Linked DNA regions of Homo sapiens: region 1 is linked to region 2. Evidence: read pairs that join two places in POLR2A ChIA-PET (ENCODE). Cell type or tissue: GM12878. All regions are shown on one strand.

The links. ChIA-PET counts read pairs that join two places held together with the same protein. Peaks named below come from ENCODE experiments on the same cell type or tissue, not always from the same donor. Only the 100,000 strongest peaks of a DNase experiment are listed, where the experiment ranks them.
Region 1: POLR2A ChIA-PET joins it to region 2 with 9 read pairs; 11 of 35 experiments call an interaction of 5 or more read pairs at or near these places.

The regions. Positions count from the first base shown.
Region 1 is chr5:141,323,181-141,327,180 of GRCh38, reverse strand. No RefSeq gene overlaps it. Among named protein-coding and RNA genes, the nearest start is that of TAF7, 4.4 kb to the right of the region's middle. RefSeq lists an enhancer at 734-853. In GM12878, a CTCF peak has its summit at 1,012; no DNase peak of the experiment used is centred here; H3K4me3 peaks cover 742 bases.
Region 2 is chr5:141,607,249-141,611,248 of GRCh38, reverse strand. The region is part of intron 1 of DIAPH1 (diaphanous related formin 1); the gene reads left to right. Among named protein-coding and RNA genes, the nearest start is that of DIAPH1, 9.8 kb to the left of the region's middle. In GM12878, no CTCF peak of the experiment used is centred here; no DNase peak of the experiment used is centred here; H3K4me3 peaks cover 526 bases; H3K27ac peaks cover 1,616 bases.

The sequences.
Region 1 (4,000 bases), 280 kb after region 2:
GATGGGGTCTGGCCATGTTACTCAGGCTGGAATGCAGTGGCTATTCACAGGTGTTCTCATAGTGCACTGCAGCCTCTAGCTGGCATCAAGCAATCCTCCTGCCTCAGCCTCCTGAGTAATGGGGACCACAGGAGTGCCACGCTGCACAGGCTCAGGGGTTCTTCAATAGCAGCAATTCAGAGTACATACTGCTGTAGTACTCTCCTTTACTTGTAGGGGAAGGGGAGATGGCTATTAAAACTAATCTGATATATTTGTACAGTTACTGCCGGTGTTCAAAATCTACTGCAGACTTAAGAGTAAACATTCCTCTTATTAAGACGTTTTTCAAAATTTCCAAAACAAAATTTGTGCTAAAAGCCATTTTGTTATTTATATCAAAGATGCATACGTTTATATGAAAACATTTATACGATTTTCAGTGCCTTCAAATTCAAAGGGCCGAGGGTCTTCCTTGGGCATAACTGCTAGATCTATCCCGTCATTCTCAAGCTCGGCTCTGGCTCGTTCTCTGGCTGTAAAGAGAGGCTTCTCAGCACTTACCCTTAGTTCTTTCCGTCACCGAGACGCAGATCTTCTGAGAGATTACCAACCTTAAACCCCTAGCCTTCTCTTCCAGAATTTTACAGCGTATCGGCTACGTAGAATAAAGACCTAGTAGAATAAAGATCTCAGGCAGGGAAACAGCGCTTCCTGCGCTCCTCACGCCTTCCTTATGGGGGACTTCTTCCTCTGTTTCTTCTTCCTGCTGATACTCAGATCCGAATACCTCTCGCTACCGTTGCTCCCTGCTTCCTGCTTCCAAAGATGCTCAGGAATAAAAGGCAGCACCTCACTCGGGGTCACTAGACATCCTGAGATTCCTGACCAAGATATTTCGAGCAGATTGTGAGACAGACAGCGGGCAGAGTCCTCTCCTAATGTGTGTCTCAAAAGCCTGCGGGGACTGCTGCGTCAGTGGATTGCTTTGTTTCCCTCCAGCCACGGATTGGCGGACAGCGGCACCCAGAGGCCTAGTATGATATCCCTAGCAGGTTAGTTTTCAAGGTCCTCAAAAGAGACTGTATTGGCTTTTTTCTCGAGACATATTTTAAAATACCAGCTGCTTTACTAAGAAGGGTACAAATCATTGTTTTTGATAAAATATTAGCAAAATGATCATTTCACAAAATTTAGTTCTAACGTTTTATTAAAATTCTTAATTTTTTTTTTTTTTTTTTTTGAGACAGAGTCTTGCTTTGTCACCCAGGCTGGAGTGCAGTGGCACGATCATGGCTCACTGCAACCTCCGTCTCAAGGGTTCAAACAATTCTCCTGCCTTAGGCTCCCTAGTAGTTAGGATTACATGTACACACCACGATGCTCAACTAATTTTTGTACTTTTAATAGAGATGGGGTTTCGCCATGCTGGCCAGGATGGTCTCGAACTCCTGATCTCAGGTAATCCGTCCGCCTTGGCCTCCCAAAGTGCTGGGATTACAGGTGTGAACCACCGCACCCAGCCTAAAATACATTAAAATTCGACTAAGAATTCTTACAAATTTTTCCCTCTTGACATTTCCTTTTCAAGATGACACACTATTGAAACTTATTTTCTGTAAAAATGGCTACTCAAGAAATTATCCACTGTAAAAAAATTATAAAAAATTCTCACTGTAAATTCAATATATTAAAGGAGAAAATTTCACTATAAAAGGTAGAAAATACTGATAAAAATGTAAAATTATGAATAATTGCATTATGTAACTACTGATATAAAGAATTTACATTCGATGCTTATCCATACTTTAAAAATAGATATATACTTTCACAATTACAAAAATAAGCAGCTCTTTTATGGATACTATTGGTTGCTCATGCCCCTTTTTCCTCTTGTAACACTTCCTTTTAGTTTAGGTGTTCGCCCTTAATGTACCTAGGGAAGCAGAACCTATTCAGAGCTGTAGTAGGTTCTGATAAATTTAATCTAATAATGATAATCTCATCCTCTTGACAGTGCTTAGTTAGGAATATAGACTTAAAATAATAAGCTTAAAGCAGGGCTTCTCAACCCTGGTACTATTTTGAGCCATATAATTCTTTGTGGTGGGGAGCTGTTCTGTGCCTTGTAAAATGTTTAGCAGTATCCCTGGTCTCTATATACTAGATACCAGTAGGACCCACCCCCCACAGTTGTGACAACCATAAATGTCTCCAGACATTACCAAATGTCACCTCACCTCTCCCCAACCATTTTCAGAAACACAGGCTTAGGGTATTTCCCTAGTATTACTGAGCTAAGAATGGGAACATGGCCTAAGTTGGTCCAGTTGGATTGAAAGATAGACTGTTTGGGGAGAGTAACTCTCTTGTCACGGACAATGAAGAAAGTTCTCCAGTTATTGCTGCTGGCTGGTATCTTGTGACTACAGCCTTTAGAATTCCACAAGGAGAGGAAAGCAGAGCTGAAACAACAGAAAAAGTATAAATAAGTGCTCATTCTTCAAAATTAGGAAGAAAAAACAATTTGTGCTACACCATGATTGTATCTGGCCTAGAGGCAGTGAAACTTCTAGACCTGCACTGTCCACTAGAGTAACAACCAGCCACACGTGGCCACTGAGCACTTGAAATGCAGCTAGTCTAAACTGAGATGTGCTGTAAGTGTAAAACACACACTAGGTGTTGAAGATTTAGTACAAAACAAGAATGTAAAACGTATTATTAATATCTTTACATTATTGTAAAAATATGTTGCAATTATATCTTAGATATATTGGATTAAAATTATTGAAATTTCACTTGTTTCTTTTTGCTATTTGAATGTGGCTACTAGATAATCTAAAATCACATCTGTGGCTGACCATCTGTGGCCCACATCATATTTCTATAGGACAAAGCTGTGCTAGACTACCTGTATTTTGGGATCATAGATTTTCTTACTGTTTAAACCAGCATAAATTAGATTTTAATGTTTTCCTATAGAAAACATCCTACTAGATAAAAGAACTGCTAAATATTTTTAGTTAACCTTTTTATCTTTAAAATATATGGTGATATAGCAATATGTAAGCTGGCTTTTCTGTGGTATTTGCTATTTCCTCACCCCTATAATTTTCTACCTCCTAAATATAAGCAGGATTTCTCCCATCACCCATAATTTAACCTCCAAAGTATAAGCAGCCCTTTAAGGAACTAAAAAGTGTATTAAAGGGCAGCTTATATTTTGGAGCCCTTTAAAGAACTAGAAAGTGTATTAAAGGGAATTTTCAAACATACACGATTATTAGTAACCTGATTGCCACACTCCTTAATCACAGACAGGAAGCCTTTGGAGGACTTGTTACCACACTGGGGAATTTATTGCTCTCCCCAAATCTTTTGTTCACTGGTATCACAGATATTCCATGGAACAACCACAGGAGTGTAATTCATCAATTCAGAGTTTTTCTGAATGTCTAATGGAACTTTTTTTTAAAAAAAAACTGGGGATTTATCAGTAGACATTAAGATAATGTGATGTGGCAGAGGCCTTAGGCCTTAGTGATAGGCAGAGGACTGCCACATCACATTATCTTTTTTTTTTTTTTTCTTTTTGAGATGGAATTTTGCTCCAGTGTTGCCCAGGCTGGAGTGCAATGGTGCAATCTTGGCTCACTGCAACCTTCGCTTCCCGGGTTCAAGCAATTCTCCTCCCTCAGTCTCCCGAGTAGCTGGGATTACAGGTGCCCGCCGCCAAGCCTGGCTAATTTGTTTTTGTTTTTGTTTTTGTTTTATTTTTGAGAAGGAGTCCCCTCTATTGCCCAGGCTGGAGTGCAGTGGCGCGATCTCGGCTCACTGCAAACTCTGCCTCCTGGGTTCACGCCATTCTCCTGCCTCAGCCTCCCGAGCAGCTGGGACTACAGGTGCCTGCCACCGCACTCGGCTAATTTTTTGTATTTTTAGTAGAGACGGGATTTCACCGTGTTAGCCAGGATGGTCTCAATCTCCTGACCTCGTGATCCACCCGCCTCGGCCTCCC
Region 2 (4,000 bases):
AAAGAGAATGGATCTCACTTTGTTGCCTGGTCTGGAGTGCAGTGGCACAATCATAGGTCACTGCAGCCTTGAAACTCCTGGGCTCAGCCTCCCCAGTACCTGGGACCACCATGCCTGGCTAATTTTTCTTTTCTTTTCTTTTCTTTTTTTCTTTTTTTGAGGCAGAGTCTCACTCTGTCACCCAATCTGGAGTGCAGTGGTGCAATGACAACTCAGTTGCAGCATCGACCTCCTGGGCTCAAGCAATCCAGCTGCCTCGGTCTCCTGGAGTATCTGGGACTACCGGCATGCACCACAATGCCTGGCTGATTTTTTTCTTTTTCTTTTTTTTTTTTTTATAGTGGTGGGGTTTCACTATGTTGCCCAGGCTGGTCTTGAACTCTTGGGCTCAAGTGATCCTCCTACCTTGGCTTCCCAAAGTGCTGGCATTAAGGCATGAGTCACTGCACCTGGCCTAATTTTTTTTATGTTTTATTTTTGTAGAAATGACGTCTCGCTAGGCGGGGTACGGTGGCTCATGTCTGTAATCCCAGCACTCTCGGAGGCTGAGGTGGGCAGATCACGAGGTCAGGAGTTTGAGACCAGCCTGGCCAAGAGACCAGCCTGTCCAATGTGGTGAAACCCCATTTCTACTAAAAATACAAAAATTGGGCTGGGCACAGTGGCTCACACCTGTAATCCCAGCACTTTGGGAGGTCAGGGTGGGCGGATCACGAGATGAAGAGATCGAGACCATCCTGGCCAACATGGTGAAACCCCGTCTCTACTAAAAATACAAAACTTAGCTGGGCGTGGTGGTGCGTGCCTGTAATCCCAGCTACTCGGGAGGCTGAGGCAGGAGAATTGCTTGAACCTGGGAGGTGGAGGTTGCAGTGAGCCGAGGTTGTGCCACTGCACTCCAGCCTGGCGACAGAGTGAGACTGTCTCAAAAACAAAACAAAACAAAAAAATTAGCCGGGTGTGGTGGTGGGTGCCTGTAATCCTAGCTACTTGGGAGGCTGAGGCAGGAGAATTGCTTGAACCCAGGAGACGGAGGTTGCAGTGAGCCATACATCATGTCACCCTTGGGCGACAGAGCGAGACTCCAACTCAGAAAAAAAAGAAAGAAAGAAAGAAAGAAATGGGGTCTCACTATGTTGCCCAGGCTGGTCTCGAACTCCTAGCGTCAAGTGATCCTCCTGCCTTGGCCTCCCAAAGCCCTGTGATTACAAGTGTGAGCCACTGTGCTCGGCTTCTCTCTTTTCTTCTAGAACTTGTATAGATTTAGCTTTTAAATTTCCCTCTTTTCTATCATGCATATGTGAGTTCCACATGTTCACTTTGGGATATAAATTGTCACCTGTGGTCAACAGAGAACATTTCTGATACTCTGAGGATTTCGGGACTTTCATTCCATTTATCGTGGAAGCATTTTTTTCTTGTTAGGTGGTGGTGTTAGCAACCTTTTGTTTTCCTGTATTCAGTATACTACAGATTGTGTAATGCCAGTCTTCCTGTTTCTAAATATTAATGAATGTTTAGCATCTTTATAGATAAGGAAAATTAATTCATTCCAGACTAGGATAGGGAATAACAACAGTAGCAGTAATAAAAGCAGTTGTTTGTTGCATACTTAACTGTATCCCTAGTGCAGTGCTAAAGAGCCTTAGATTTATTATCTCATTAATCTCTACATTGACCTTATAAAATAGGTACTGTTATTATTCCCATTTTATAGGTAATGAAACTGGAACTCAGATCAAGCAGCCTGCTTGAAGACATAGAACTAGTTAGTGACAGAGCTAGGATTCAAACCTAGGCCTAGCTGATTCAAAACTCATGGACTTACTCACTACATTGTACTGACAGTTTATGTGTGTCCAGTTTTTGTGCCTGCAGTGTAAAACTGGACTGCAGTGTAACTATTCACTGCTAGGAATTTCTTAGAAAATTTTGGTGGTATTCCCTTAGAGTTCTTTGGTCATCTACAGTCTATTAAAATGAACTGGATTCTCCTAGAGTTCAGTTGGCAGGAAAAAAGTACTAGGCTTAGATGTAAAAAGCGTAGTGGCTAAATGCCTGTTTTTTTTTTTTTTTTTTTGCATTTAGTAATTTAGACTTTGAAGCCATTGGAAGAATCTTAATTAAACCTTTTTTAGGCATGAAAAAATAGCTATTACAGTGCTTGCAAAACCTATCTTTCGCTTGGCTCATGCGTTATTAGGATGATGCTTAAATTATTATTTTTTAATGTAACTGTGTCTCCTTTGTAAGTAGAACAGCTCTAACATCATCACCTGTCAGGAGTTTTAGTTGTTTAAATTGCTGAGAGCCACAAGTAGTGGTAACAATGTTACAGGAAGGGGGAAGCTGTTACTAGACTGTCTCTATAGTTATCCTTTTTATATTTTAAATTTGACGTTTGGTATTCTTAAAGACCTCTGTTTGTGCTCCTGAAATTTGACTGTTGTAATGATTGCAAATGGCTAATAACCAGGATCTCTTCTGAGTCTGGGAACTGCTGAAGTTTGTTCTTTAGACCTGGCAGTTATTTGCCAGTGGTTAATAATTAAGACATTGCCACAGAGGTCCAAGTACCTGGAACTGGGATTTGTTTCTGGTGACTAGTGGTGAGGAGTAGGGAAGAGTTTCTGTTGATTTCCTGAGTCTACATGTATCTACTCTAGATCCAAAGACTGACCAAGAAGTCATGAGACTGTCCTATCAGGTTCAGTTCTTGCTCTTTAAGAAATTGTAATTTCAACCACGTCTATAAAAGAGGGATAGAAAAAGCTCTAAGGCTGTGATCTTAGACTTTAAATGCTGTAGAAATTCATAGAAGTGAGGGAATTAAGTGGAAAGGCTATTGGACTGACAGAAGGCCTAAGTTTCAAAATCTTAGAATGCTGGAGTCAAAAGGATGCTAAGAATTATCTAATTCAACCCCTTTATTTTTTATTTTTTAAGAGTCAGAGTCTTACTCTGTTGCCCAGGCTGGAGCGCAGTGGTGCAGTCATGGCCCACTGCAGCCTGGAACTCCTGGGCTCAAGCAGTCCTCCCACCTCAGCCTCCAGAGTAGCTGGGATACAGGCACAGGCCACCGGGCCCAGCTATCAACCCCTTTACTTTATAGATTAAGAAATGTTGACTAGACAAGTGATCTGTCCAAATTTAAAACTAGAAATAGAACCTTTATCTCCCACCCTGTCTGAATTATTCTTTCCATATGTAGCTGCTTAGTTGTGTCTTTACCACTAATTAACCATGTGAACTCTAAGCAAGTTATTTTACTTTTCTTCATCTTTTTATCTTTTGTAAAATTAGGGGGTTATTATGAATCATTTCTAACATCTCTGCTAATGCCCCAGATACTGTAAATGACCCAGAATGTAATTGCGGGCAGTGTTAACTTAGCTTCCTAGAAGATGGGGGATATGACTGGGCCTTGAATAAAATCCAAGATTTGGCAGAGTAGAGAGGGAAAGAATTCATGAGATGGGGAGCAGTAGAACAAAGGCTTAGGTGTGAATATGTGGCTGTAGTAAAGAGAAATGGCCTGATTATAGCAATTATATGAGGTTTAGTAGAACCATTTAAGAAAGGTAAAGCCACTTCATAGAAATTATTTTATCCCTGGTAAGGGCTTTAAGGTTCCCTTTCTATAAAAACCTGCAGAAAGCAGGATTGAAATTTAACATTTTGTAACAGGTTGTAATACATGTTGATGTCCGTTTTTGGCCATGTGATAAGTGGTGGTGACAGTAAGTACATTGGAATATCCAAGAAGGAATAGTGTTAAGGTCAGTTTTCAGCAAGTTATTTCCGCTACGTAGATGGAGTTTAAAAAGTTAAGTTTATTTGATTTTCAGTCCTTACCAATTTTAATACATCGATCTTTTTAGACTTTCAGAAATTAGATTTTAAAAGGCGTGACTCTTCAGCTGGATCTCAAGGATGTATAAGAAAATTATGGGCTCAGATAGGTAATGCCATTGTTGAAACAATCTGAGTCTATCTTTGG